3 separate regions of the Homo sapiens genome follow, and regions 1 and 2 are each linked to region 3. The links are chromatin loops, found by intact Hi-C in ENCODE. Cell type or tissue: A673. All regions are shown on one strand. Links, peaks and the distances in the headings refer to the core of each region. The heading gives the core; the rest is flanking DNA.

Region 1 (10,496 bases), core at 3,035-8,034, 320 kb before region 3:
TTCTCATGTTGTATGAGTGTGTGTGGTTTTTCAGTTTGCTTTGTTCTTTAACAGAATTCCAGATCTCATTCTATAGAGGGTCAAGGCTGAAAAACCTATTTTCATAAGCAGTTACCTGCCTTTCTCTGTTTGTTGAATGAAAGTTTTATTTCATGTTCCAGACTCTTTTATTACCTCTGGTTATCCTAAGCACTTCATCCTCTTAAAGTTCACCGAGCAGACCTATTCTTCTTATCCCTAATACATTCTTTGTATCTGCTAGGTTTATAGATTTCATGGCTATTTGTGCAAGGTTAAGATGGGTAGCCTCAGATAATATGGAAACAGCCAAGAGAGGTCCTATGCAAGCAACCAGATGGACTTAACAGACTCAAGTGTGGTATGACTAATGAATTAAAACAGCCACTCGCTAGCTCAGTCTTTGTCTCACTGCAGCTGAGCCTATATTAAGATATGGAAAAATGGAACTCATTTGTAATTTCAAGGAAACCAATTTGGCCCTAAAGCCCCCATGGTTTCAATCTTAAATAAATAAAATTATACATAGTCATTTTCCCAATTTATCTTCCAAAAAACAGAACTAAATAATCTTCAGTCATAAAAATAGGTAAACAACAACAATATATAGAGTCATCACAGTGTTAACTTATTTCAATGTTCATAAATTAATATTGAAATTTAATAAAATTGGGCAAATATTTGACTATCAACTATTTTCTCAATATAAACTGTTTTCCTCCACATCTCATATAAACGTTCAACAGATGCATCAAGCAACTTATTTTCTTACAGTTTCTTGTGTTGCTTGAAACAAACCAGGAGCTATTTTTGTTTAAAAGTTTTATTTCTATATATAATCATTGGTTTTTTTTAAAAAAAATATTTTCATAGTTTTTGGAGAACAGGATGTTTTTAGTTATATGGATAAGTTCTTTAGTGGTAACATGAGTGCAAAAATCAAATTTTAGCCTATGGCTATGATAGAGACAGCAAGTTTTTCCCTAAAAGCTTGAATGGGACTCTCATATAATAGAGCTGTTGGGAGGAGCCTTCCTAGCCAGTGACTTAGTTTTGAGGTTACCCCATTCATTTGCTTGCAGTCACACTGGGAGTAGTGATGTGTACCATGTCTAGACCTGTACCACTGAACATTCCCATAGACGATGTGTTTCTTTCCTCCCCCTGCTACAGGCCCAGGGTCCACTTCAGAAGCCCCATGATAAAGAGGCTAACCCATCCGCCTATGATCCTCAATGTGTGTGTGGAACAGAGTCCCCACCCCACAAGTGGACTTTGGTAGACGTTATTGTCTTATAGGACAGAAATTCTGCAAGTGTATCTATTACCGCAACTCACATTGTCTAAACAATGGAACATCAATAATATTCTTCAAAATAAATGTGAAGTTCTTTATGTATAGCAATGAAGTTTATGAAAACCAGGTGTTTCTTAATTTTGTTTTGAAATAATTTCCAGGATGTCACCAATATTATTAACATGCAAAACTAGTATGTAATTGTGAATTACAAAGCTTCATACATCTGATCCTTTTTGATGATTTAACAACTGATTGTAATATTAATAACATATACTAATATTTCGCTAGTAATAAAATACTACTAATGCTTAACTTCTGATCTGGAAGACAAAAACATAAAGGTGCTATATGCTTCTTGGCATCATTCATAATTTACATGTAGCTTCTTAATATTTGAACCTTTCTTCTTGCTTTTCAGTTACAATGGTATTTTGTCATTGTTTTGTTATTGTTTGTTTTAGATTTTACTAGCATGCACTTACTAATTTGTACTTTATGTTCATGCCATATTGCCCAGAGTGAATTGTGGTAATGAAGCTTTTGATGTTAGTTTTTTTTTTAATTCATCTAACCACGTTTGAGGCACAAATTGTGTTTAACTTTCTAAGCAATCAGCATATAAACATATTCCAATACTCTTTGACATCTCAATCTACCTTTTGTTATAATAAACAATTACAATTTTAAATAGACACTACCTGTGAATATAAATTGGTCGTTGCTATAAACTTCTAATACCTGGTTTAAGTTTTAAATTGAAGTTTGCTTATTTGATTTTTTTTTTTTTTTTTTTTTTTGATAGGGAGTCTCACTCTGTCGCCCAGGCTGGAGTGCAGTGGTGTAATCTCGACTCACTGCAAGCTCCGCCTCCCAGGTTCACGCCATTCTCCTGCCTCAGCCTCCTAAGTAGCTGGGACTACAGGCGCCCGCCACCACACCCAGCTAGTTTTTTTGTATTTTTAGTAGAGACGGGGTTTCACCATGTTAGCCAGGATGGTCTCGATCTCCTGACCTCGTGATTTGCCTGCCTCGGCCTCCCAGAGTGTTGGGATTACAGGCATGAGCCACCGCACCTGGCCTATTTGTTTGATCTTAAATCCAAGCAACTGTGAGTTCCATGAAGGTGCAGACTGTCTTTCATGTTCACGGAGGTATCCTTGGTGCTCAATTAATAGCATTTGTTGAATAGATAAAAAAATTATATAGGACAGGATTAGGATAACATTGAATATTGACAACCTTTTGCCTGAAATATCAAAAATGTGTGCTTAGATATGTTCAAGTTTAGTTGAGATATCTACGTCCATATATCTACATCTAGTCTGTCTCTCTCTCTCTCTCTTTCTCTCTCTCTCTCTTTCTCTCTCCTACATATTAAGTAAAGCTAACACCTTTTTGTAGCTCTAAGCCATATTCCATATTCTATTAAATTAGCAATGGTGGGTGGCTCAGCCACATGCAAAAAAGCAAAGTGGGACACATGGTAGAGTGAGAGATTGTCAAACTGGATCTGCACTGACACTCACCCAGCTGGATGAACTGAGGCTCACTCTTTACCCCAGACCCAGCCCCAGTGCTGGCTGCCACTTCCACACTGTATCGGATTCCAGGAACAAGAAAGGGAATGACCACGGAAAAGGTGGAACCATCCACTGTTTTGTTGATGTGGTATCGAGTTTCATTGCCCAGACACCAAACCTGTAAGAAGCACATCACAAAAATCAAGCTGGTAAATTACCTAAATGAATGCAAAGATCAACACAGGGTTGCAGTTTTAGACCCAGACAGAGTACTAAACTGTCATGCACTACCATAAGAAGTTTCCAAAGTCATTTTTTCCCTAAAATCTAGTTCTATGAACAATCTTCTGGTCAAGTTTAACGTTAAAAGTAGTTTCAAGGCATCTTTATTACTTTCTCATATACTTTTAAAAGGTTCTATCAGGTAAGTCTACAAATCTGTGCTTGAAGGTAGTAGTTTCTATCAGCCCACTTCATTTAGATTTCTTTTTAACACCAACACATTATCTGCCAGCTAAATAAGTACCTTGCAGATAGCTGTGTCTATGCAGATCAAGAATAATACTCATTCAACATTTGCATTCTAGGCATGACCCAGATGACCAGATATTGTAAAACAAAAATGAGTAGGAAACGCCAAGCCTCGTACTTCAACAGTTCTCTGGGATCAACCTGCCTGGCATGGGCACTGGAACATCACATTTTACAAGGAGTAGTTGATTGAAAAGGAAGGAGAGCTTCTGAATACTCTAAAGTAGTTTGCACAAATATGATTATTAAAAATAAAACTGCACACAAGGAGTGAGCCTCATCTCAGGATTTTATTCAACCTCTGGTACACTGAACTATATTATCAATGAGAGACAATTTGCCCTCTGCTCTTCTATTTAAATGGGACTATCAGTCCTTCACAGCATACATGAGAACATAAAGAATAGCAATACATATTTGATGTGAAAAAAGCATTCTTCTAATAACAAAGAGTTACCTGATTAACTTGGCTAATAATATTTGTGATACAAAACTATTCTCAAGAAATTGAGATTTTCAAACTATTCTATAATCCTTGTTTTAAATTTCACTAACAGATTCATCAGTGAGTGATCTTCTGCGATGTTTAAGAACTTGGATATGGTGCACGACAATGTTCAAGCTCAGTTTCCATAAGAAAATGATCTATAGAAAAACATGCTCATTATTATTAATTATTATCATTAGAGATGGAGTCTTGCTCTGTGGCTCAGGCTGCAGTGTAGTGGTGCAATCTTGGCTCACTGCAGCCTCCACCTCCCGGGTTCCAGTGATTCTCCTGCCTCAGCCTCCTGAGTAGCTGGGATTAAAGGTGTGCACCACCACACTCAGCTAATTTTTGTATTTTTAGTAGAGACGGGCTTTCACTGTGTTGGCCAGGCCGGCCTGACCTCAGATGATCTGCCTGCCTCGGCCTCTCAAAGTGCTGGGATTACAGGCGTGAGCCACAGCGCCCAACTGACATACTCTATATTCCTTATGATGTTCTCAAGCAATATATACCATTAACTTTAAGTAGACAATTGTCTAAACTCTAATAGGAAGTGAGATTTAAAAGAAATCTAAGCCTAGTCTCTTCCATCATTTATCTTTTTATATTTTCTTTGAAAGTTAATATTATTTTAATATAGTTTCAATACATAACACCAAGAAATGCTCAGACCCTATACCAGGAGCTGACCATTTGGAAATTAAGACTCTTTTGTGATTTTTTTAAAAATCCCATTTACATTATACAGCTGAACCAAAGCCACAAACTGATTTTGTACCAGTCAATCAGGTTCTGAAAGGCATTTTATTATTTTAAATTGACCATGAAGTTACGTGAAATCCACCCTTTTGCATTTCTTCAGGAGAGAAATGAGTTCTGACTCTTAGGGGAAAATGCCTACATTCCACAATTTAGCTTGAGAGCTGAGACATCACCCATTTTAAATCCTTAAAAATCTTCTATAACATTCTATTTTTCTAGACTAACACATAGTATCCTGTCACTCCTCAGTATTGAGACAGCCTTGAAACTCTTAAGAAAACACTTAAAAGTACAGAGACTTTTACCTTTTAATGCCTCAATTATCTAGAAAATCTTACTTGAAATATCTTAAAACATCCACAGTGCACTTATGGCAGTCTTTTAAATACTTTAAAAAATACACTGTTCATATACACAAATTTCATAAAGAGGTTTCTCAATTTGTTTTTAAAAATCTTTTGAAAATAAAATAAACTTAAAATTCTGCTCAGGATACTTGGTTACCGTACAGATTAATTTGCTCCTCAGAAGAACATGTATAGTCTTATTTGGGCCTTAACTAAGGATGCACATCAGAATCGCCAAAAGATTCACCAAGATATATGTGCAAGGGCCCCTGTCAGACCACCTGAATCAGAATTTCAAAATCACTGAATAAACAAGAAAGCGTTTTAAAAATAATTTTACATGTTGCTATTTGGACCAGCAGATGGCGCCAAATATCCATAAACAAATACCAGCCTGCTTTTTCTTTATGAATGGTGGGGGCTGCCCATCAGGACATTAATATATATATATATTATACTCATACCTTATACTCTTGGACCATTCCATTTTGAGTGTCTTCTGGAGGTGGCTGCCAACTAACTAGAATTGCAGTTCCGTTTCCATCATTCTTGGATACAGTTACACCTTGGGGTGGGGCACTGGGTGCTATTAAATTGTTTTAAAAGGTAGGTTATTAGAATGTGCTAGAGAACACTGAAAGCAGGTAATTAATATCAAACCCAATAATAGATGTATTAATACTATATCAATATATGCTTTTTTTTTTTTTTTTTTTTGAGACGGAGGCTCGCTCTGTCATCTAGGCTGTAGTGCTGTGACATGATCTCGGCTCACTGCAACCTCCCCCTCCCGGGTTCAAGCGATTCTCCTGCCTCAGCCCCCTGAGTAGCTGGGATTACAGGCACCCACCACCATGCCCCACTAATTTTTGTATTTTTAATAGAGATGGGGTTTCACCGCCTTGGCCAGGCTGGTCTCGAACTCGTGACTTCAGGTGATCCGCCCGCCTCAGCCTCCTAAAGTGCTGGGGTTACAGGCGTGAGCCACTGTGCCCAGCTGCATATGTTTTAAAGATGTATCTCATCCAAGTCTGAATAGTCCCAAACTACCTAAGTTGTTCCTCACTCAATGCTAATTCACTGCCACGGTGAATTTTCCATAACCAAAGTTAAATACCTTGTTTCCACCAAACATCCCAGGACAATTCCTATTTCTTCTACCGTGTAACTCTAGTCTCATGTTCTCCCCCGAAATGTTCAAAAGTATGAAAATGAATATTAATCATTCATGATAATTACTTATACAGCCAAAGTGACAAAGACATGTTGGGAAAAATCCTGTTGTTAGTTAATGTAATCTTTTACCTTTATGTAAATATTGTTTAATTTCTAGGAATAGGGTGGTCAGCTATAGTGATTTGTCTAGAACTGAGGTGTTTTAAAAGAGATGAGATTTAGGAAGAAAATGCTAATCCCACGAAGTCCTGGGCAAATCAACACATTATTCAAATCATGGATCAAAATAAACAAATAGAAAATGCTGAATGGAAAATAAACCAAACGGAAAACAATTTCATTTTTAAATGTGAATTTTAGTTCTGAATAATTAAATTTCTATATGCCATTAAGTAATATAATGTTCACATTTACACATTTGAGGTAGGCCACTATTGAAGCAAGTCAACTATTATAGCATTTTGCTTTTCTAGTTTTCTAAATAAACAAATACTGTTAGCAAAATGTATGTTCAATATCAAGAAAGTTAGTAATTAATGCCACTATTAACATTATAACAATTTAAATTAAGCTAATAAAATTCTAACAAATATACTGCAATGCATGGAAATCAAACGCTTCATCATACTTGCCTTCTTCCAGGGTTTTGGCAAACTTGATTTCACTATCTGCTCCTTGAAATTCATTAAAAAAAGGGCGAGCCTTAATTTCATAGTTGACTCCCTTTCTGAGATCAGGGATTACCACACTGTTTTTGGCTGGCGTCCTCACTTCAAAAACTAACCAGTCTGATTCTCCGTGGTTGGCTCCAGATGGCCGATAGAGAATTTTATATCCTTGTATATACTGAGACTGTTGATCTACCTATTAAAAAGACAAGTAAAATGTAATTATTCATATTATTGTATTGGTTCATCAGAAAATAATAAAAATTAAACGTTATAAAATGCACAAAATTCTGTCTGGCTTCATCCCACATTCTTACACAAGAAATGTGTAAGAATTAGAAAGGAAAAAATAAAAATCATTATTTGTGGACAACATGAGTGTGCTCATAGAAAATCCAAAAGAATCTTCAGCTAAAACATTCAAATAAGTAGAATACTGAAAAAATTCCACTATCTTTTGATAAAAATTTCGGTGGCATTAACTTCTATGCTTCATGCAGAAATGTGAGGCCTGATGGCAGCTCTGACATTGCATGTAGGACATCCCTGGGTCAAGGGGATGAGAAGCTAAAATGTTTGATGATTTTCTGATTTTAAAAGCCTACTTAATACTACTTGGAAATATTTCTAAGTTTAAAAGATTCATGTAATAATGATCCTATCACAAGTTACATAACACAGTTAATACTATCTGTTTCTTTCCTGAGACAGGTCAAGTTCACTACTGCAGCACAATAGGAAAAAAATAGGCTCAAGATGCAATGTTTTTCTGTTTAAACCAAACTAATAGCTACTGTAATAAACAGTGCTTACACTATAAAGTTATCATTAATGTACAAGTAGGCAACAGATAGTTACATTTTATATGCATTGCAATGATCTCGCAGACGCTTATTAAAACTGAGATCAAATATTGTAACAACTCACTGTCCAGTGCACTTCGATGGAAGAGGAAGAAAGGACGGTGGGGTTGTGGAGGTGCAGAACAGCATTTCCCAGCTCTCTCTGGACCTGCTTGTGGTCCACCCCCTGACTTGTTGGTAGGACATCTACAACAAGTCAAGAAAACTGTGTCAGGGTCTGCACAACGTTACTGAACGGAATGAAAGCATGGTGAAACAAACTGTTCATTCATAGCAACTCTCAGTAAAGAAGAGTCCAAGCCAGGCTGTGATTCGGAAAAAAAAAAAAAAAGGAATAATTTAACCTTTTTATTAGGATCAGGAAAGTAAGAGGGGATAGAGAGAGTAGAGAGAACGCAGAGGACATATATTATAGAAAGGCAAAAAGAGCAGGAAGCAAAGACAACAATGGCAAATAACAACATTTAGTGGCTCCTCCTATCATGTAACGATCACTTTCCTGATGAAAATGAGGGCACTAGGGCAATTCCCTGAGTTTGTGAAAACCTTCTGTAGTGATCCTAACTATGCAAGACAGAAAAGAGACTGAAATTGTAGCAGAGTGGCTAAGCAATGGAAAGAAAGGAGATATGGTTAGTGAAAACCAAGAACAGAAAGAAGGCAGATACTTTACAGCTTTTAAGATGAACTTGGATATTTTCTCATGGAAGGTATATGGTAAGTTAGTGGCTACAATGGAGGTGATACAGATGCCAGCAAGGAAGTAAAATAAAATAAAGCTGATTAGACTCATGAGAAAAAAGTACTTAACGTTTATTTAATTGATGATCCTTTAGTTTAGTTATTGTATCATAGTAAAGAAGGTTTAATAAAGAGTTCTTAATCTCAAAAGCCCCAAAATTTCAGGAAGGAAACTAAGAACACAGTAAGAATGAAGTGGCTACTAATGTTAATTTTTTTTTATAAGCTTCTTAAAGTCTACACTCAAAAAAACATTTGCCCATTTCTGAAGCGGTTTTCTAAACACAGATGTTTTGCTTTGTTTATAATAGTAACAGGGAATACATGGGAGGAAGTGAAGAAAATGTTTTTTGGACTTCAGAATTCTCTTTCTCAAAGAATTGTATTTTGGCACCTACATTCCAGATGATTCCCCATTACATAAAAAAATTAAAATGAGAATTTTAGTTTAATGAATCATTAAATACCGTCAAACAATTGATCTTGGGTAGAAAGCAAAAGCAGGAATACTAAGAATGAGATCGCTAAGTATCTCGGATGAAGTCCAGGGAAGCTAGGCAAGTGGAAGAGATGACATCGAGATTGATATCAAACACTCTTACATATTGTTTGGTTGTTTTTATACTTAACCTAGAAATTAAGCTGATAAATAAGCAAGATGAAAAAAAAACAACTGGGATAATTCTGGCATCCCATACTTCATCTTCCTTTACCAATATTTTTGGTTAGGACCTGCCCTCAGGATAACTATTATCACAGCCTCTACGGAGTAAACACTTGATTGTCACCTTTCCATCTCTTCCTTACCCACTGGTCTCAATTGCTCCTACGACTCAAGCTGTCACCCATCTCTAGGATAAGAGTGAAATACTTGGAATGAAACAGACTTGGGTTTGCACCCCACCTCGGCAACTTAAAAACCACGTAACATTGGAACAATTTCTTAATCTCACTATTCTTCAGTTTCCTTATGCTTCAGATGGTGGCATCAAAGGCAGCTAATCCTGAGGGCTGTGGTAAAAGCTGTCTTGTGGTAAGACATAAAAAGTGCTTTTCCTCAGAGCAGGGATTGTGGACCCATAGTATATAGCATAGTGCCATATACATAGGTGTTGCTTAATAAACATAGGTTCAATTAAAATGTATTCATGTGTGGAAAACACACATATGATGTCAGTTTCCAAGTACTTCCCTCATACGTAAGCTCCCATCCTCACAAAATCATCCCCCTTTCAGAAAGTATCTTCAAATACAGAAATAACCACTTTATACATAACTGCCATGATCTGCATCCCAATCCCAAATTCCTCTGATTTGAGATAAACCTACCAGTCAGTTCCTTCATGAAAATTGCTAGATTCTCCCACCTAGTACCCATGACAGCAACAGCAGTCTATAACATTATAATAGAAATGTTCACAGCAGAGAGAAAAAGGGAAAGTGACACCTGATAATATAATTTTGAGAAGTTTATGAATTGATCCTGTTACTGTTTTTGTTCTCCTTCTCCTGAAAGAAACGTATGACAATGTAAAAGGTCTTTCTCAACATTCAGAATTAGACTTAAAGAAGACCTAATTGCTCCAGCCAAACTGTTTCCCCCAACGTTAAAACTTCGTATACACAACCTCAGAGGGGAGCCTATCCAGGCCCCACTCATTGATAATAACTGACATCATCTTAGGTATGATATGTATCTGTATAGATTCTTTTAAAACTAGGGCTCAAGAATGATACACAGACAGGGCACATGGGTGAGGAATCATAGTAACTAACAATGGTAACAACAGCCGCACCTCTGCCACAATGACCACCACCCCTAACTGCCAGGTGCTCATCTCATCTTCCTTGCATAATCAAATCTTGTCTTTGGGAAAGCACACTTTGATTACCACATAACAAGGCTCTAACTCCAACCATGACATAGGTCTACCTGACTCCTGTACTCGGAACCTGTGCCCTATATCTGTGCACCTTTAGCTTTTGACCCCAGCTCATTTCTAAGTATCTACACTTGGGGAAGATTCTTTTGCAACCACATTGCAGAAATGGTTAGAGAAATTATGCCTGCTCCCTTATG
Region 2 (10,496 bases), core at 3,535-8,534, 60 kb before region 3:
TGTGACTAGTCCTACCTCTTTTATAGATATGAACTGTATTCGTGAAATTGTCTGTGCAATACTTGGACAGGAGAAATGGAAATAATGTCCGTTGTGCTGTTGGAAACTGCTGATCCTGATCCTACTGAGTAAGGTGTCATGCACTAGTAACCCGACCTTTAACCTGAACTTGCCTTTGGGGAATTTTGAGAAGCACTAAATCAATTGATATGGTCATTGCAATTGAAGGACTTGTCAAATTTTTTCCAGTTTTCAAAGGGGGTAATTGGAATCTAAAATGGCCTGTAAACTACACAGAACTACAGTTTTCAATATACACAGAATCTAACAACATTTCATTTCTTCTTTATATTCTATAACGCAAAGCAGGCAAAACTATTAAACACCACTTCCCAAGGAAAGGCTGAGATAGTCCGCTATTTTGATTCCAATACATGTCCAGTGAGTCTTTCTTTAGTATAAGAAATGAAACATACTGTAGTTTAAACAAGAGAGAAGAAATATTTTTTAAAATGAAATTTAACAAAAATATTTTGATGGTAATGAACTAATAATTCCCCCAATAACTTCGTAAGTCTGGAGAATATGCAACACAGGGAAGAAAGTTCCCTTACACAGCTTAAAGAAAAAATACTTTATAGATGAGCCTAAAGATAATATTGATTTTACAGTTAAAAAACAGTTAAATTAAGCAGAATGATTTTAATTACAAATACTGGAATATACATACATATTTTTCATCTGTTTATGCTGTGCCACGAGCTGCATTTTTATACTGGACAGAAAGAGAGCATGGTTTTTAACATCAATATATGTTTTAAATTATACTAATAAGCAACATATCAGCTGCGAGGTGAGACTACATTGAAAAAGATGGCTTCGGCTTACAGAAAATACCAGCTGTCTCCACTCCGTGAAGACAGATTACCACCTGTCCTGTTATCTTCCATACACAATACAAGGCACGTTGGCCATTTTAACCAGGATAACTGTACCCATATGTCCTTTAATTCTGGTCTGCATGCTGCCTACCATTAAATATTCGTAATGGATTATTGTAAACAGGAGATTAGCATGGGAGACAGGGTGTTAAAGCTGAGTCTCAGCCTCTGTTTTATTAAACTTCCTTCCTTGTTCTTGAAACCTTGCACAAGCTATAGTATTTGTGATAATATCATCAATTTTAGCTAAATAGTGAAGCATCCATGTGCAAATAGAAAACTGTGAGTTTATTTTCAAAGCCGTAGAAAGTTCAGGCTGTATGTCACAATAAATTAAAACCTAGGTTACCCTTTTTAAAAAACATTAATTTTCAAATGATCACATACATAATCTGTGAGTAAACATCAGATGTTTAACAAAAAGAATGTTATCTTTAGTTTGAAGAATAAAAATGTAGAATTGTGTATGAGTCACAAGAAGTGTTTCTGCTGGTTACTGCCCTCTTGAACGTCCAATTTTCTCCTCCTCACTTAAACAAAACAATTATATTGTTGAATGCACTCAACAGAAATAGTATATGTAAAGAAGCACAGATTTTTTGATATGATTTTTTGTTACGACAGCTGAAAAATGTTACCTTTATTTGAAAAATAAAATGTATATTTACCATTATATCAGTTCTTTGACTAACTTTCCAGCCAACAAATGGAGATGGTTAAATAAATGTGCATTTCTACGATGGAATAAATGGAGTAGAAATGTGCATCATATTCAAATGAATTTATATACTTGGCCAGCCTAATATGTCACCAATAGTATGTAGAATATGGATGATGAGATAGTGAATTCTGTTTTGGTGACAGTAGGGCTAACCCAGCTAAATAGAAATCAAACCCAAAATTGTGGCCCTTTTATATTTACATTATGTATCGCAGTCAACTGAGCAAGGGACGTAACAAGAGATTTACCAGTGCCTCTTTTGCTTAGTTTTCAATTTTTAAAATGTCAAGCCAATATAAATTAATCCAAAAGATTAATAATCTAGAGCAATGAGAAATCATTTATTTAAAAAAGAGTAAAAAAAATATTTAAAATTCCATTGATTCATTTTGGATTAACTAGAAAGAGAAAAATAATTTCAAATATAATCTCTCCTTTGTAAATAGTAATAAATTCCAGTCCTCACAAAGGAAAATAATAGACTGATGTTTGCAGATGTATTAATATATTGTCTTACGGTGTTACGTGTATTACTGAAACATTTTATTTTTTTTCAACTTGTGAAATGTTAGAGTTTCTGATTAAACTTTGAAATAAAAAGAATAAAGAGAAGCAAGTAGAGATTAAAGAAACACATTACAAAAGCTTTCTTGATTTACAAAACTTTTCTTAAAGGAAAGCAGAAAGCTATTATAATGGTTAAAGACAGAGCCCTTTTATGTGTGCACATGGGAAGTACTTCTAGAGAGGGTCGTATTTCCCTAGGCTAGAGACCAAGAAAACTTCACGGCCCCAGGCCTTGAGTTTTGTAGTGAGAACAATTCATTCATTGAGCACTAAGATTCAGTAATCAAAGTATGAGGACAAGGGTGTGATTTTCATCTTATCTGAGGGCAAGGGAAAACCAATTCAAAAGAAACAAATGGCAGTAAGAAAATGGAATCTCCCATATGGCTAAAACATTTTAATGTATGGGCCGTTATTTCTTCACTTTTAAGTTTCATTTTGTATAAATCACTGACTATATAATATGCCAGAGACATATGTTGTGCTTCACAATTTGCAACAATAATTTCATATTACATTATTCAAATCTCTTCAAAAATCATAAAGGCTATATAAACCATATTGCATCAAAAATGGAAAGAAATAGACAGTATACGAGTTTACCAAATATTTGATATCAACAAACCATAATAAAGAGAAACATACGCAAATTCAAAGGTTAACAATTACATTATTTTTCAAACCCTAGTTTATTCAGTGGACATAAGGAATTTTGTTGAAAAGGTTTAAGGTTATAATGCCCCTAAGAACTAGATGAAAAATCTGTGTATATTTAGTATACATGCCCAATGTCCAATCAACATCCTATTTGGGCTCCAATGGCTCCAAGTATTTCCCTGACACTACTCCAAATTTCAATGAATGGCCACAAGAAACAAAAATATAAATCAATGTTTTTATTACACGTAACTTGCTTAGTTTCTGAACAAGAGCTTTGAAAATAGTTGCTTTTAATTTTATATAAAATTTATATATTTTATTTATAATTTATATTTATAGGTATATATTTTATTTATAATTTTATATATTATACCATGTATACATTTTATAAATTATATATATATATTTATATAAATATGCTTTTAATTTTACCCATTTAAACTTAACTAAAACCTTAGGTAAAAATGAAAATAAATGCATACATGAAGAAAATACATTCTTAAGGTAAGATAATAAATGCCATATCAATTATCTATTATATAATATATGAATGTACTTTCTCAAGGATCAGCATAGAAAACTTGGAAATGTGCCTGCTCCCTTTTTGCATTATTAGGTGTTTGATTAAAATTAAGATACAAATTAAAAAACAAAAACAGTGGCAAACTGAGAAGACAGAAACGATATAGAAAATACAGGTCCTACCAGGGCACTCTTATTCCGCATGTGGCATGATAAAGTAATGAAACACTATCATCTATTATGACAAAGTCAAATTTAGCCTTTGTACTCTGGGATCCTGGAAACACAATGCTCAAATATATGAAACTGACAGTGGTTTAGATTCAGACTTACCTAAGATTATGAAGGCACCTAATAGTAAGAAACATCAAGAATGTTCAAAAAGAGTTTCCTAATTCTGAAAATATTTCAAAATTTGAAGAGATAAAAAGAAAAATTACCACCAGGTGTTTCCGATTTAATTTTAACCGCTTCTGACAAAAGTTTAAAGATATTTATATTCAATTTCTACTTTCAAATTAACTTCATAATCCTCCATTTTTACTTCCAAATGAAATCATAATAAATAGAGCAGATTAACATAGATTTTTATCTGATATAACATATTTCCAGCATTTCCACACATTTTAAGAATGATTAGCTTTTCCTCTTACCACTTTATGTATATTATTTATACCAATTTTTATAAATATCTTGTATAATACTTACTGAGACATAAAGTTTAATTATTAACATAAAATTTAGTAAAATTTACTGAAGATATGCATTTAAAATTCCTTCCTTCCTTCATTTCTTTCTGTTTTTTTTGAGGCAGGGTTTTGCTCTGTCACCCAGGCTGGACTGCAGTGGGATGATCACAGCTCCCTGCAGCTTAAATCTTCCCACGTCAGCCACCCGAGTAGCTAGGACTAGGTGTGCGTCATCATGCCTGGCTAATTTTTAAAAAATGTTTATAGAGATGAGGTCTCACTATGCTGCCCAGGTTAGTCTGGAACTCCTGAGTTCAAGTCATCCTCCTGCCTTGGCCTCCCAAAGTGCAAGTGCGAGAGCCGCTGTGCCCAGCCTAAAAAATTCTTTATTCTGGGCCAGTCGCGGTGGCTCACGCCTGTAATCCCAGCACTTTGGGAGGCCGAGGTGGGCGGATCACGAGGTCAGGAAATCGAGACCATCCTGGCTAACACAGTGAAACCCCGTCTCTACTAAAAATACAAAAAATTAGCCGGGTGTGGTGGCGGCGCCTGTAGTCGCAGCCACTCGGGAGGCTGAGGCAGGAGAATGGCGTGAACCCGGGAGGCGGAGCTTGCAGTGAGCCGAGATCGCGCCACTGCACTCCAGCCTGGGCGACAGCGAGACTCCGTCAAAAAAAAAAAAAAAAACAACTTTATTCTTTTTCTAAAGTGTCACGCCTGTAATCCCAGCACTTTGGGAAGCCGAGGTGGGCGAACCACCTGAGGTCAAAACTCGAGACCAGCCTGGCCAACGTGGTGAAACCCCATCTCTACTAAAAATACAAGAATTAGCCAGGTGTGGGGGCGGGTGCCTGTACTCCCAGCTATTCAGGAGGCTGAGACAGGAGAATTGCTTGAACCTGGGAGGCGGAGGTTGCAGTGAGCCAAGATCATACCACTGCACTCCAGCCTGGACAACAGAGCAAGTATCTGTCTCAAAAAGAAAAAAAAAAAAAAAAGAAAAAAATGGAATTAGTAAGCAATACTGTTTTTTTATTTATGTAATCTTTTATCAATATTTCTTACCTTATATCTAATCAAAACTGGAAGCTTTCTGCAAAATTATAGTTGTGATTTTGACTTTAAGTATGGTATTATAATCATTCGATTTACATTCTTTAGTCTGGTTAAATAATGTAGTTTCTGGAAATTACTATCTAGCTTAGTTCACGTGGGTAAGGGTCTGGATAGACATTACTGTGTGAATTCAGGTATTCTATTTTTGAAGAAAACAAAAGAAGCCCATATGGTGGCTAAAAACTGTCATAACCATCTTCTTTGAACGAGTGAGACCAGGAAAACTTTCACCCACAACTTTACTATGTAAGTGTAGGTTGAGTAAAGAAATGACTTAAGCATTAGCAAATCAGATAAGTCTGAAATTAAAATATTTCATTATGAGCTCTCAAGCTAAATTATTAAATTCTTATTCCCACTTAATAATGGTTAATGTCAGTATAGTCAGAGTTGTTTTTTTGTTTTTCGTTTTTTTTTTTTTTTTGAGATGGAGTCTTGTTCTGTCACCAGGCTGGAGTGCAGAGGCACAATCTCGGCTCATTGCAACCTCTGCCTCCCGGGTTCAAGCGATTCTCCTGCCTCAGCCTCCTAAGTAGCCAAGATTATAGGTGCCCGCCACCACACCCAGTTAATTTTGGCACTTGTAGTAGAGATGGGGTTTCACCATGTTGTCCAGGATGGTCTCGACCTCCTGACCTTGTGATCCACTAGTCAGAGTTTGTTTTTAAATGACTATTTACTTATTTTAAAAATATAAAGTATTTTATTAACAGGGACATCATCTTTTAGAAAAATAACAAACGTTTTTGAAATAATTATGAAAAATTAAGCTAAATTATACAAATTTAGGCTATTTTGACTGTGAGGCCATCTTAAATATAAATGTAATTTGTTGAACATGGTAAACTCACTAGTTTTGCATCTAGAAATAATTAATTTTGTAAAATCTGAAATTCCATCATGAATAATCAGCTATAATAAAGAAAAAGAAGGCATACTTAAGAAAGAACTAAAACTGCAGTGTCAAGAAGTCCTTAAACATCCGGAACCTTTAAGCGGAACTTGGCATAAACTCAGATCATGTCCCAGTAAGATAATTTCTCTGGGGACATATTGCTCACTCAGCTTTGAAGGATTTATTTTAGACAGATTTGTCTGGCCTATTAACAATTCTAATCCAAAGAACCTGAAAAAGAAAGCAAGGAAGAAGGAAATGAGTGGTTTTTTTTCCAACCACAACTCTCAGCTTCCATTCAGAAAATATCTTCCTTCATTTTACACTTTCCTATGTGAATTCATATTAATATTTAAGGACAGAAGCTACTACGACACAGAACCTACATTGTTTGTGATTGTTGTATTTCTTTAAGTATGTAGCCCAGAAATGCACATGGAAATGCCATGCAAAGGCTTTCAGTACATATTAACTGACGCTGAATAACAATTGACAATAAGTTAAACATGAAAACATTAGATTGTGAGCATTCAAGTCTGTGAATAGTAGATTTTTAATCAACTATTTAAAGAACACATATATATGGTAAACCATTTATGGAAAATTGTAAAATAATTCTAATTTATTCCTTCTCCCATGAAATAGGTTAAATTGTGTTGATGACATTTACATCTATAGATGTAAAAGAAATCAGAGTGAAAAGCCCATTTTGCAAAGAGAAATATATAAAAATTTGGAATGTCTATGGTCTATAAAACACCCAGAGTGCTCACAGGATGAAAAAAATGTATGAAAACCAACCATGACAGAGAGCGGCTTGGAAAAGTTATTAACCCAGGAAAGATTCTAACATGGTATGGTAACTTTTGTTCAATTCAGAGAACTAAAATTAGTTATATGAATCATTATCCCTTATTTGGCAATTTGGGGATTTTGTTTCAGTTAGTTTACAGCAATCTTTCCTAACTTAGTGTTTGCTCTGTGTTTTATACTCTTTAGGGTATAAAACAATCTCTAGGTAGTCTGTTAGAGGACAGCCAAAAATAATAAAAGACTGGCTCAATTAGATTCTGGCTTTCTTTCTTAAAATTTCCAAGTTTAGACTGTCAACTTCAGCTTTTCTTTGGTCTTCTCAGCTGCCTTCTAAGGTACCCAGGAAGTTAAGTACAAATATCCATATGTCCCACATACTTCTAGGAAACCTCATGTAGAACACAATACTCACAGATACTCATAGCCCACAACCATAAAGTGAGTACTTTATGAAAAAAGGATATGAAAAAGGAAGCATTCTGGCAATTGTCCTAATCTAGGTAACCTAATTCTTCAACACATGTTTCTGCAACCAAGTTAGTGATTCTTTCTTGTGGTTCTGGAGCAAAGGAAAGTACCACACTGTCATAATTTTATCTACACTTACAAATATTTTACCCATTTTGGAAAAAAGGTCAATGACATATCGACAATATGTTATTTCTAAAGTGTCATATTAAGATAATTATGCCTACAACCCTCAGACATATATCAATTTGTGCTTGACTTTCTTACCGGTTATTACATCAGACCATAGGGAGATTATGGTTACGTGAGCTTCAAACAGGCTCAAGTGTATCCTCACAAAGTGACTCACTGGATCCTCTGAACAGGGGAATTCACACACAGACTAGCTTAGACAGTGCAAGGCCAGACTGAAATACTAGTACTTTCACATCACTGAAAGTTACTGGCCAGAGATGAGTAACTTCTTGTCTTTTTTTAACACTGAAAAATAAAAGGTGATTCTGACAATATAAAACAAGCAAGGTTGAGAATCAATTAAGTAGAATCAAAGTAGATGGGCCTAAAAGAAAGCTGAACATGGCCCAAGAACAGCCTTGTCACTGCAAGAAAATGGAAATAGTATGTGCTAACACGGTAAGCCAATTGAAGCTTTACTGCTTCCCAGCTATTTACTTAGTGGATTGTCCTGTCAATATCTAGGCTTTAAAAGATTACCTATTCCATGTCAGAAGATCTCAGTATTGATCCTGCCTGGACATGATCTCCCTGGTCATGTTATTTTACAGGGCCAGATTAAATAATGGTTTCTTTACCCAAAGCTACTTTGTCTTTACATCACAGAAAAAGTTGAGGAAGGTAAATCGATGGAGGTTAAAATTATAGGCCTTAATAAAGGACAATAAAGGCAAAAAGAAGAAACAACCAACTAGCAGTTTACCTCCTTTTAGCCCATCTCAAATTTTATTGGAGGAATCCATTTTTTAGTATACTAATCTTGTGATAACTTGATTTGCTAATAATGCATAGATATCAAAGCCACAGCTTAATCCTAAATGCAAAACATAAAGGTCTGGAACCAATTACCTGTGGCAGGGTGAAAATGTAATAGTTTCATGTGTAAGAAGGAATTAAATGTAAAACAATCCTAACATTGTACTGATTGTTATCTATGATTCAGTGTGAATTCGGAAAACAAATAGGAAAATGTAAATTAAAAACTGCGTATTTTGCAACATACTGACTACTATAGTAACAATTATATTCCCAAAGGAAATAAAATATATCATGCCTTAGCATTATTTAGTGAGAAGGTAATTGTCTTACATACAAGATGAATTTGTCCTACATTTCACTTTCATGATTAAGAATCCTTCATGATTAATGAAAGGCTTTAACTGTTAGAGACAAAATAACATAAGGATTATAGGCATGGACAATTTTTTTTTTCTTTTTTTTGAGATGGAGTCTTGCTCTGTTGCCCAGGCTGGAGTACAGTGGCACAATCTCAGCTCACTGCAACCTCTGCCTCCCAGGTTCAAGCAATTCTCCTGCCTCAGCCTCCTGAGTAGCTAGGATTACAGGCAGGTGCCACCACGCACGGCTAACTTTTTTTTATTTTTAGTAGAGACGGGATTTCACAATGTTGGTCAGGCTGGTCTCAAACTCCTGATCTGATGATCCGCCCACCTCGGCCTCCCAAAGTGCTGGGATTACAGGCATGAGCCACCGTACCCAGCCTTTCTTTTTCTTTCTTTCAGTTTTTTTTTTTTTTTTTTTTTTTTTTTTGACAGAAGGTTTTACTCTGTTACCCAGGCTGGAGTGCAATGACACAAACACAGCTCACTGCAGCCTCAACCTCTGGGCCGTCAAATGATCCTCCCATCACTGCCTCTCAACTTAGCCTCCAAAGTAGCTGGTACCACAGGTGCATGTCACCATGCTCAGCTGATTTTATTTTTTTACTTTTTTTAAATTTTATTTTACTTTATTTTTGCAGAGGCAAGATCTCAACATGTTTTCCCCAGAGTGGGCTCCAACTCCTGGCCTCAAGCAATCCTCCTGCCTCAGCATCCCAAAGTGTTGGTTATAACAGGCATGAGCCACTGCGTGTGACATGGCAAATTTATTTAAACTACCTGAGCCTCGGTTTCATAATCTCAAAGTAAGAATATTAGTAATACCTACTTCACTGAATTGTTCTGAGGATGTAGTAAATTAATAAACATAAATCAGTGCCAGACACATAGTGAACACAAAGTACTGGCAATTGTTACAATTAACATGATCTTTCACCTCAAATTCTTCCTCAACTATAAAAAACTTAGACTATTTTATAATATGGTTTTCCACAAAACAATTTATCCCACTAAGTCAAATATAAAATAGATATAAATTAATTATGTTAGCTTTATTTAAATCACAGTATTTTTCTTCCTTTGGGTCTGTTCAGAATTTCAGTGGCAATTATGCATATATATATAAACACAATTTCCATAGCATAAGTACCCTCTCTATGGCGCTTAAAAATCTTCCAAACATCCAGGAATGTACTTAAGCAGTTTGATTAGCCCCTTATGTCAGATAAATGAACAGTTTTATAAACAATAACTGCAACACAGGTCATTTTGAAATGAGAGATTCCCTGTAGTACAGTAAATGTCCCAAATGGAATGCCTCTGAAATAATACGATTTTGTTCGCAATATAAGCTCACCTTATTTTAGGAAAGTAACAAGCATTTTTCAAAAGTTTTTGAGTAACAATACAAATGGGTATGTTTGTATATAAAATATGTAAAAGTTCACTGACACAGAAACACACTTTTAAACAGGGAACAAAATCTGGCATGAATAGTTAAAGTTTTCAAAATATTATGTACAAGGAAAACACAACACATATAAAAGAACAGGAAACAGCTCTAACAATCCTTTTTTTTTTTTTTGAAACAGAATCTTGCTCTGTCCAGGCTGGACTGCAGTGGCACGATCTCAGTTCACTGCAACCTCCGCCTCTCGGGTTCAAGCGATTCCCCTTCCTTGGCCTCCCGAGTAGCTGGAACTACTGGCGTGCACCACCATGCCCAGCTATTTTTTCTTATTTTAGTAG
Region 3 (10,496 bases), core at 3,483-8,482:
AGTGCTGGGATTACAGGCGTGAGCCGCCGCGCCCGGCCTTAAATCTTTTAAAATATCTCAAAAGTTAATTAAACACATTCCTTATAAATAGTCATAACAAGGAACATAGCCATTGGTCATATGAGTTAATTCTCACACAGATGACTACAGTCCACAGTGTAATTTTATAAATTCCTTTTACTTCTTGCATGAACAAAGGGCTTAGTTTGAGTATTTTCCAAGAAGTGTCAAAGGCAAACCTTTGAAGGTCTATTAAACAAACAGGACAGTTCTTTCAACATCTGTGCTTTGAAAACCAGGTCAACGCTACATAGTATAATCATAACATCATACCTTTCACAAACATGAAAAATGGATCCACGGATTTACCTTAAAATAGCTCTAGAATTTTTCATTTTGAGAATTTGATGATATAATATTATGACAATGATATTACAATTTGAAAACAAACAATGTACACAACTCTGGTCAGGGCTGTACTAACTAGAGTTGTATTATAAGCTCACTAACATATAAAGAAATTAGACAGTGGGTGGCATTCCTAATTCCATTCATGATTCGTTTTCTTTCATGGATTGGTTTAAAAGATTATTAAAATCATTCATTCCCCCTCATTGTTAAGGGACAAATAGAAATTTTCTTCAGCTACATATAAACTTCCCATGGTGGCAATTTTTTGGTGATAGTGGGAAAGTCCTTGGCCTGTACACCCTTCCTCTGTTTTTCAGATATCAGGTTCCATTCCTCGATCACAGTGGTAAGCAAAGGCCTCAGGCTGGTGATACCAATTACTGGTACCAGAATACACAGATGACTAATGTTGGGGAAACTGGAATCCTTCCTGGGATTTTCCTACCTGGAGCTGGCAGGGGAAAGCTATTAGATTGTGAGATGCCAAGCATCATGTTTGCTCTTGCACAGAAAAAAGATTTGTCTGTAAAGTAGAAAAATAAAACAACCACACAAAAAGAAGCAGAGAAAAGAGAACCAGAGCACACTGATGGCACTCAGTCATTAGTTTCACTTGGCTTTTAAGTCTGATCCTGCCAATGCATTTTCTATGGCTTGAGCAAATGAGTCAATGAGTTTTTGCTGTCTTGTTGTTACTCCGTGAGTTTCTTTTGCTTGCAATGAAATAGTCATAATATACTAATTTCCCTATTAATTCCAGCTTTTCCTCCCTTGGACTGTGTCACCATGGAAAACTTGCTAGAAATTTTATGTTATCACTCCTCCACTTCTCCATTGCCTTCAAGGCTCTCTTTATCTCCTTGTCTTCCATTAAGCCTTGTTAGACCAATATCATCCATGTCCCCTTTGTACTGAAAAAAAGACCTATCTTCTTATCTATGACTAATACTCAATTATATACCTTTCATATATATATATATATGAAGCTATATATATATAGAAGCTATACAAGAAGCTATATATATAAGAAGCTATATATATATTATATATATAAGAAGCTATATATATATTATATATATAAGAAGCTATATATAATATATATAAGAATATATATAAGAAGCTATACATATATGAAGCTATATATATATATATATATATATAGCTTCTTAGGTTAATAACAGCTTGAAGGTAAACTTTTTTGCAATCACCACAGATTACTATATACTTCCAAGCATACAAGGCAATTAAATAAATTCTGGCATACTTTTCATATTTTTCAGTGAGAACTGAGGAAGTAATGTTAGCTAAAAATTTAATTTATTCAGATGAAAAAGGTTACATAAATATCGCATATTTATCATATATCGGTTCTCTGAATTGTTCTAAAGTTTTTATTCTAAACAATAATGTCTGAGGTGGACATGTAGTACAGTCACATTAAGTTTCTTAGAGAATTATTTTCAAAACTCTTGAGTGTGTATCATATTTTCCTTACAAATACGTAATCAGCATTGTACAACTTTGGTCTAGCAGAAAGTTATAAGACTGAGTAGATGAGCTACCAAAATGAAACTGTTAAGTATTCACCAAATCAAAAGCATTTTTCTTAAAGCAAAATATTCTTCCTGTTTTAATTTCAAAAAAAAACATCATTAGCGAATAATTTTTAAACCAACTTATACCTAAATTACTTATCTTCAAATATTACAGGCATCCTGTATTATATTTGCATCATGGGCCAATATAACAATTTCTATTAGTGTACAAATAAAGTCCATGGTACTCATTTCTCTTGAAATACAACATTAAATGAATATGTTTCAACAATGTCAAAGAGGGAGAGAGAACGAAAGGGAAATTCCAGTGATTCAGAACTTTAGACTTAGGAAATTAAAAAAAAGAAGAAGAAAAAAAAGGACACTTTTCTTGATGGAATGTGTTTCAATTGAAAACCGAATCAAAACTCATGGTAGCGGCTGTGGATTCTTTAGACAGATGGTGTCAACAGACCAGTCGATTAGTCAGCTTGGCAATAGAAGGATAGATAGTTTTACGAAATGCCACCAAACTCAATATACGAAAAAAAGAAAGAGGCATGAATTTGTACTCTGATACTTGATCCTGGTTACTGCATGGTTTGTAAAATAGGCTACTCTTGTCACCAGCAGTTTAGAGTTTCCTCGTTAGATTTTCATAGAAATGGTTCTCAGAACACAAAGCCAAATCCCAGAAGGGACAGCTGGGTTTAACAGGTGAAGAGATCACATCTAATGGTTTTTCTATCCAAGTCCCTCTGCTGATTTTCTTTCTTGTTTTCATACCTAATATAAACTAACAGTATCTATTCCTATTTTTCAAAGATATATCATTTGAGAATGGATAAATGAAGACAAGCAAATATTGTACCCCAAATTTAAAAGTCCCTATTTATAAATACAAATACAATAATTTAATTTTTGGTTGCTCAAGGTAAAATTCTATATTAGATTACATTTAGTCAAGCTAAAACTAGTGTTCAATAATTTTTTCCCCAAGAGCCTAAGACCATGTCTACTAATGCTGCCAAATTAAATCAGAGCCAGAAAGTTTAATTTGATTAGTAATTTTCCTGGTGAGTTTGGGGCCCTTCTAATGTAAATTAGAATTTTTATTAAAATGGGAATGAAAGCAGGATACTGAGCCCTACAGAGAAAACAGTTGGTTAAGGAAACGGGTCCTGCCTCTAAAAAGTCTCTTAGACTAATCTCACTCTTATATCTTCAATTTATACTTAAACTAAAATATCTTCCACACCAGCTCTGACAGTAAAAGCCAGTTAAGTGTACATGCTAATTAGCTCTGAATATATCATAGCATGTGAAAGATTATCTCCTATGTTCATGTCTTTGCTTACATATAAGGGGAGTTTGATCAGATAAAATAACTTTGGTAACAATTTTATCAGTGGTTTCATAAAAATAAAGCCAGTATGCCTTCCTGAGAATATTGAGAGAGAATATTGAGGGCACAGTGGATAAAAAGAATGAGAATTGGTTCTTGGAGAGACTCTCAATTCTGCCATTTAGCTAGTTGTGTAAACCTGGGTGACCAGTTTCTTAACCTTAGTTTCCTGGTTTTAAAAAAAGGGAGAGGGGATAACCACTGAGAGGAAATGAAAGATAAGGTAGAAAAGACTTAGTAGAGCCAGACATAAAAACAAGCTTTTAATAAGTTTCTTTTCAAAGCTAAAGTTTTTAGATCACAAATTTCTAGACAGCAAATGAGCAATGTTGAGGTCAAGAAAAAACAGTTGTTGAATATGTGATTACATAAGCACTGAAATTAATTCGTCCACCTCTTCCATAGCCCAAGGTATTCTGCAACAAATACAAAAAGGAAGAAAAAAGTACCAACTCTTAAGTGGTGAACATAATTATGTTTCTATATTCATGTGATATTGCAGACCATTATTTCCTAACATTCAACTTTGATCCTGAAAATGCTTTACTTGGTTTAAGGCAGCATAAAGACCTTTACTCAACAAATACTTAAAATATACAGCATAACGTAAAAGTCAGCCTAATTTTGTTCTTTTGTTAATTGTGTTCTTGTTTTTGTGTTTTCTAAATCCTAAGTTTAATCAGAATTGGTTCTTCATTCTATTAATAGGCTATGGCATCGAATAAGTGCTAAGCAAAACAGACTCAGTGCAATACACATGTTAGAACTGCTCCAGAAAGCGCAGTCTCAAAATCAAGAGCAAAGAATTAAGGCACAGTACTGAGAAATAACAGTGGCAAGAAAAAAATGGATCTTCATCCTATACTATGCAACTGAGACTCAGGGTCATCCTGCATCCCAAAGTTCAGACAGGAGCAGTTACCTGAAGAATAGAGGAAAAGGATAAAGTAGCCCTAAATCATGTAGTTTCATTAGTACTGTTAGTGCCCACCCACTTCTTGAGCCTGACCTGAGGCTGTCTCCACTGTGCCGGTGAGTCTTTGCGCTTATCAGGAACCTATGAGACTGGAGATCCCTCAGGATTCCAGCCTTCTGTCTGCCCAGATTTACATGCAGCCTATATTTTCGGACAGAGCTTCTGGCTTAAGGCACATAACAAGCCAATTCTTACCTTTATGGTACCCCACAAACCCCTCACTAATTGTCAACAAACTCTTGGCCCTTTTCTGTCTCTCTACAGCAGCATTTGCCCAATTTTAGTTCTATCTCAATCCTATGCTGATTCTGTATTTTCATCAGTAACTAACTGAACCTATATACTATATATACAGCTATTCCTTTTTGAAGTCTTTCTTCACTTAATATAACCAAGGGTGTATTCCTTCATTGTGAGAACACTAATAATGAGTCCAGCAATTAAAGCACATGAGATAACCCTATGCATAAGAGAGCAAAAACAATATATTAATTTTCTCCAAAACGTCTTTAAAGACCACTATATATGGTTGCCATGTAAACTGCACAAATTATAGCAAACCTACGTATTACCTCCTTACATTTCAATGATAAAATCAGAACTTTGTGTAACACCAAGTGCCATTTTCTTTAAATTTCTTCATGCTATTTGAAAAGGGGATTCAACTAGAACTTTAAAACAAAACTCAAAATTGGTAAAACAAAAACAAAAACAAGAACAAACAAACAAAAAACACTTCTTTCTCTTGTAAAATAACTATGGCCATTTAAGCAGAATATTTCCAATTTTCTACAGATTAAATCCCAAACCACTTACCTTGTCAGTTAAAATCATCCACAACCTCATCTCAGTCTATCTTTTTAAACCTCAATTCCCACAGTTTTCCTCTAATTTAGAAAAATCAGATTACTCACTGAGATTCCCACATGCTTTGCTTTTTACTCACACACTTCCCTCATCCTAGAATTTCCTTTTCTTTCCCATTACTCTCCTTTTTACTCTCTTCTTCAAGATATATGATTAATTAAAATAACTTTTTCTGGCTTGAAATGATTTCTTCCTGAAATGTTTTAAATCATTTTCCTTTGTTCTCTGGAATAATTACTTAAATTGAATAGAATATTTATTTTCTTCTCTCAAACAGCAATGTAACCTCCTTAAGAACAGGAACAGAAATTTTTACATTTTCATATTCTAACTGTAGCAATTAGCAAAGGATCTTGATTCAAGCAGTCAATATATATATAATATATATTTTAAAAAAAAAGATTATTCCGTAAGCTACACTGAAAAGAAATAATGGAAAGTATAAAGGAAACTAACCATGAGAAAATAAAATCTCCTGATCCACCTAGAAATATATACCACAATGTTAGTGTCACACATTTGGAGGTTCCTTACTCCTACTCACTGAGGTATGCACTACTGCTCACACTGGTAATTAGGATCACTTAGGACCTTACTGAAACTCTCACCAGTCTCTGTAGGCTGAGAAAAACTACTTAACAGTCTATTAATGTTTTTAATATCTATATAGTAAGCTGTTTTAATGTATATAAATGAATTTAAAAATAATTATAATAGTGCCATCTAAACTGGCAAGACAAAATGTCCTGCTAATTATTTTTAAACATTACCAACACATTAACCATAAACTGCATGTATTCAAATCTGCAATATGCAGCTCCAGAATCTTAGTTATTTTTGCTCTTTTTTCAAATACAGAAGAGTCTCAGTCTAGTTAGTTAAAGATTTCAAAAATTATCAGATTGAATTGACTGTAGATGATATTTTGATTTCAGATTTACACATTATAAATGACCTATTGGTTCACAGATTAAAAAAACCAGTAAACATATATGCTTCCATCTAGTGGCCAATTCAATTAACCAAGGTAGTGGGGGGATGGAGAAATGAAGAGGGAAATCCATGTGTAACTTGCAATCTCCTTTCAACCAAATAACCCTGTCCTCCTTGGACCAAGTTTCTAGACTAGGTGTCTTCAGTTTTTACTTCTTCCATAGACTGCTGCTTTACATTTGTTTGAAATGCTGAGAAATGACAACACTGGTATTAATAATACTAATGGCGACAGGCACTTTGGGAGTCCTTATTGAACGCCAGGCACCACACACAGTATTGCCCATATTATCCCTAAGCTTCACAGTGACATTATAAAGTAGGTAATATTATCCTCATCTTGAAGGTAGAGAAACCGAGACTCAAAGAGGTGAAGGACTTTCCCTAATGTCCCATACTAGTTAGCAGCACAGGGATTCAATTCACATCCAGGTCTAGTTCTGCTGGTGCAGAGCCTTGTACTTTTTCCATAATATTCTGCACGATTAAAAGGAAGTACAGTATATAAAAAAGAAGTAAAGGGCCAGATGATCCTAAAATAGATCTTCGCTCTCAATAATGAAAATCTGACTTTACTTAAACTGAATGAGTTAATTTTAAAGTTCTGTAGACTGTATTCCCACCATCTCCCTCCCAGCTGAGGTCAGATACAGCTAGAAATCTATTCTCCAACTATTTACAAACCTCCTTATCAACATTAGTACTCTTCAAGTTCTGACATCTCCCTTCAGGGCAGAAGTATTTATTTAATTATCAAGTACAGCTTGAGGAACATCAGGCTCTTATTCATGGTTAAGTAATTAAAAACGGAAAACACATCACCAAGTGCCTAATATATGCAAGTATGAATTGGTTCAATTGGTGAATGTTTCCCCAGACTGCATTTGTTTCTTATGGACGGGTGCTGTGTTCCTGTCCATGCCTCATGGCTTTCAGGGTTTGCTAATTAGTGCTTTCCTAATCCCATTCAGAAAACTAGAGCAAGTTTGTGCCATTCCCCTTCCATAAATGAGTGGTCACTGAGATTAGGTCAAGCCAGCTCAGCCTACAATAGCATCCTTAATCAGCCAACGTGAAATAAAAATGAGGAAAAAATCCGGGCTTTTATCTCACACTGTCTTTGGAGCTAATTAAAATGCACAGGCTCTTCCTGCCGTTACAACCCTGCTGTTCCATACACTAATAAGGCAACAAAAGGTGCTGAAAGCAATGGACTGAATAATTGTTGAAATTTACAGTCCCTTTAAGGAAACTGTTAAAAGATTTCTGTCTCCTCAGCAATGTAGATAAAATTCTGACAAAGTATCACTAAGTAAGATCTCTCACATTTATATTAAGAATCTCAGAGATTTGGGGAAACTTAGGATACTATAAATTGATGACTGTTTTTCCTGACACTGTTTTACTTCTTTAGCTTTCAACCCCCTTTACTAACCAAAGAGTTAAAACAACACTATGTTCATTGAAATCTGTCCCCAGAGTGCAGAGGGAGCTCTGCTGTTTTAAGGGGGTCTATGAAAGCCCCCTGGCATAAGAAACAAAAAGGTGGGAGGGGGAAGTGAGAGAAGACAGGATGCGGGCAGAAGGAAAGAAAATGAATACACACACAAACACACACACACACACACGAGATCTACTTGGGCTCACACCCTTCCTAGTCATTTTACCCGCCAAAAATAAATCCTTAAATTAATAATCAACAGTAATAAAACTGCTTTCTAAAATAGAAAAAGCTTTTGATCTTCCTGTTCCCTGCCTCAGGGTATTCCTTATATTTATTAAAACGCACCTTGAGCATGTTACAAGTAAAACAATAATTTCCTACACTTTAATACATGTACAAGCATATAATTTAAGAAAACATTTGCCGAGGGACACCATATGTTCCAAACACATATATTCAATTAAATTAATGTTATAATTATATTTAAAAATCAATACATTAAGTAAGAATTCAGCATGTTCAAAGAGGCACATTAGCCCAAAACTGTAATTATAAGAAACTGACCTACCTTTCTAAGACTGAGCAGGATGTTAGATGTCTGGACAGATGGTAAGGATTACAATCACCACTCCTTGCCTCCTGTCCCACATGTACCTCAAAAACATCCATACGAACAACATACAAACTTTCATCTGTGTTTGGCATAATGTCACCATGCCACAGCATTATGAAAACTTCAAGAGGAATCAACTACTTTCATGAACCTACACAAAAACTCTAAATATTTTAAAAATATAAATACACAAGGTTACCATTTTAATAAAGCATTCTTTTCCAACAGGAGAATATTCTTTATACCAAAAACTTAAATATCTTCTTGACTATCTTCATCACAGGTTTCCACATGTAAAATTGCTGTTTCTCTGAAGTCTGATATTCATTTAACACAAACACCGTAACAATAACTACTAGTGTTTGTAGCATAGGAAACTGGTTGAAAGATCTTCAGTTAAAAACACCACCACCACCAAACTTTCCATCTTATGTGGAACTTAGTTTCCTAGGTCTTTTTTCCCCCTTGCTTTGGTATATGTAATTCTATAAACCTCCTCAAAACACTTCAGTCCATGGAAATAAATAAAACTTACACCCCTGGTAAATACAGCTAAGATAACTCATAAAGAGAGATAATATTAACTATGAGGAAATAATTATTGGAAATAACTTGTGAGTTTTAAAAATATTTTAATTTAAACTATAAACTACTACCAACATCCAAACTGTTGTTACATTCTAAGTCATCAAAGTCAGAGGATGATGACAGTCATTCGTATAAAACATGGGATATGTGTTATATGTGTTAACTTAATAGTTTCAGCAAGATATGAAATAGATATTACTGTTTCATCCATTATAGAAATGAGAAAACTGGAGCATAAAATGTTTAAAAAAATTCGACTTTCCCAAGCTCACATGGCTGGTAATTGGGCATTGAGTATGCATACTTAATCATATGCCATTCTACATAATTAAATAAATTATAGTATATTACAGTTTATTTTATAGTACCCTAAATAATAGTAATGGTTCACATTTATAAAGGGTCATAGACTATGAATGTTAAGATCTTACACAAATTCTCATTTAAATCTTTCAAAAGCCCATTACCATCACCCTCTTACATGACTATCAACCAGCATCTCAAATAACAAAGAAATGCCCCACATTCACTACACAAAACTCAGGAAGCAGTAGCACTTATGTCTACATTAAATACTGAACTTCTTGTTTTAATTGTGGTAAAAAACATAATATGAAATTTACCATCTTCATCATTTTTAAATAGACAATCCAGTAGTGTTAAGTATATTCACATTACTGAGAAACAGATCTCCAAAACTTCTCTTAATCTTGGAAAACTGAAACTCTATATACTCATTAAACAACTCTCCCTTTTCCTCTACCCTTAAAGTAGTACCAGGGCTCAGAGAACAATACCCGAAGTATAGCACTTTGTCACACTGAGCACTTTTGGATTAAAATAAATTGGAAGGGCTTGAAGGCCGCCTCAGAACCAAGGACTTCCCAGCCTTCTCTCATTTCTCCGCTCCCATCCCCTGGCCCCTGCCAACACACACACACACACACACACACACACACACACACAAAAACACACCCACAGTGAGGGACTTTCCCTAGAAATTCCTGAATCTGAGAAAAACTTCTTCCCAATGAAATCCAACTGTCTTAAAACCCCCACTGCAGGAATCTCATAAAAAACAGAAAAGATTAACCACCCAAGAAGAAAAAGACTAAAAGTTGTTGCCACATCCAGACAGCCTTGTTCTGTATTCTACTGAGGGCAGCTCCCAGAGGTTACCTGGGAGACATTATCTGCATAATTAGACAACCTTTGTTCACAGGAAAGTTCTACCTCTTGCCTTTCCAAAAGTTGTCATCACCTCCCGCAAGAGCTCTGAGGACATTTGTCCCAGGCAATCCTGTGTTCTTTCGGCTCACTGATTTCTCCTAATAATCATTTACTACCCCTCGGAATTACCTACACCCCAATTCCTTCTCCTTTATGAAGAGGGGTATATAAGTACCTAAATCTCATTGGATTATTGAGTAATCACTCTCCTATGATTTTCCCGCCTGCATATTAATACCTTTGTAAGCCTTTTCTCCTGTTAATCCATCCATTGTCAGTTAATTACAGTGAAGCTTCAGAGAGGACAGGGGAAGTGTTCCCTTCACTCCTACAGTATTCAAATAATGAGCATTTTTGCATCATACACACGTCTATAAACAAACACACATACATCCCACCAAATGCTAGTACTGGGTTTAAAATTGCATTTTGCT

Evidence for each region. Hi-C counts contacts between places; a loop is a spot of excess contacts. Peaks named below come from ENCODE experiments on the same cell type or tissue, not always from the same donor. Only the 100,000 strongest peaks of a DNase experiment are listed, where the experiment ranks them.
Region 1: a loop joins it to region 3, with 5 times the contacts of the local background. A loop is called at or near these places in 17 of 110 quality-filtered maps.
Region 2: a loop joins it to region 3, with 2.3 times the contacts of the local background. A loop is called at or near these places in 4 of 110 quality-filtered maps.

The regions. Positions count from the first base shown.
Region 1 is chr3:78,654,254-78,664,749 of GRCh38, forward strand. ROBO1 (roundabout guidance receptor 1) reads right to left here. Exons shown (of 31, transcript NM_002941.4): 15 at 7,740-7,861; 16 at 6,777-7,008; 17 at 5,433-5,554; 18 at 2,845-3,016. Among named protein-coding and RNA genes, the nearest start is that of LINC02077, 610 kb to the left of the region's middle. In A673, for the core only: CTCF peaks have their summits at 5,329 (motif pointing right) and 5,530; a DNase peak (open chromatin) is centred at 5,348.
Region 2 is chr3:78,911,476-78,921,971 of GRCh38, forward strand. The region is part of intron 4 of ROBO1 (roundabout guidance receptor 1); the gene reads right to left. Among named protein-coding and RNA genes, the nearest start is that of MIR3923, 590 kb to the right of the region's middle. In A673, for the core only: no CTCF peak of the experiment used is centred there; DNase peaks (open chromatin) are centred at 6,276 and 7,736; H3K4me3 peaks cover 1,539 bases; H3K27ac peaks cover 2,696 bases.
Region 3 is chr3:78,972,028-78,982,523 of GRCh38, forward strand. The region is part of intron 3 of ROBO1 (roundabout guidance receptor 1); the gene reads right to left. Among named protein-coding and RNA genes, the nearest start is that of MIR3923, 530 kb to the right of the region's middle. In A673, for the core only: a CTCF peak has its summit at 6,204 (motif pointing left); DNase peaks (open chromatin) are centred at 6,224, 7,084 and 7,224; H3K4me3 peaks cover 1,515 bases; H3K27ac peaks cover 2,306 bases.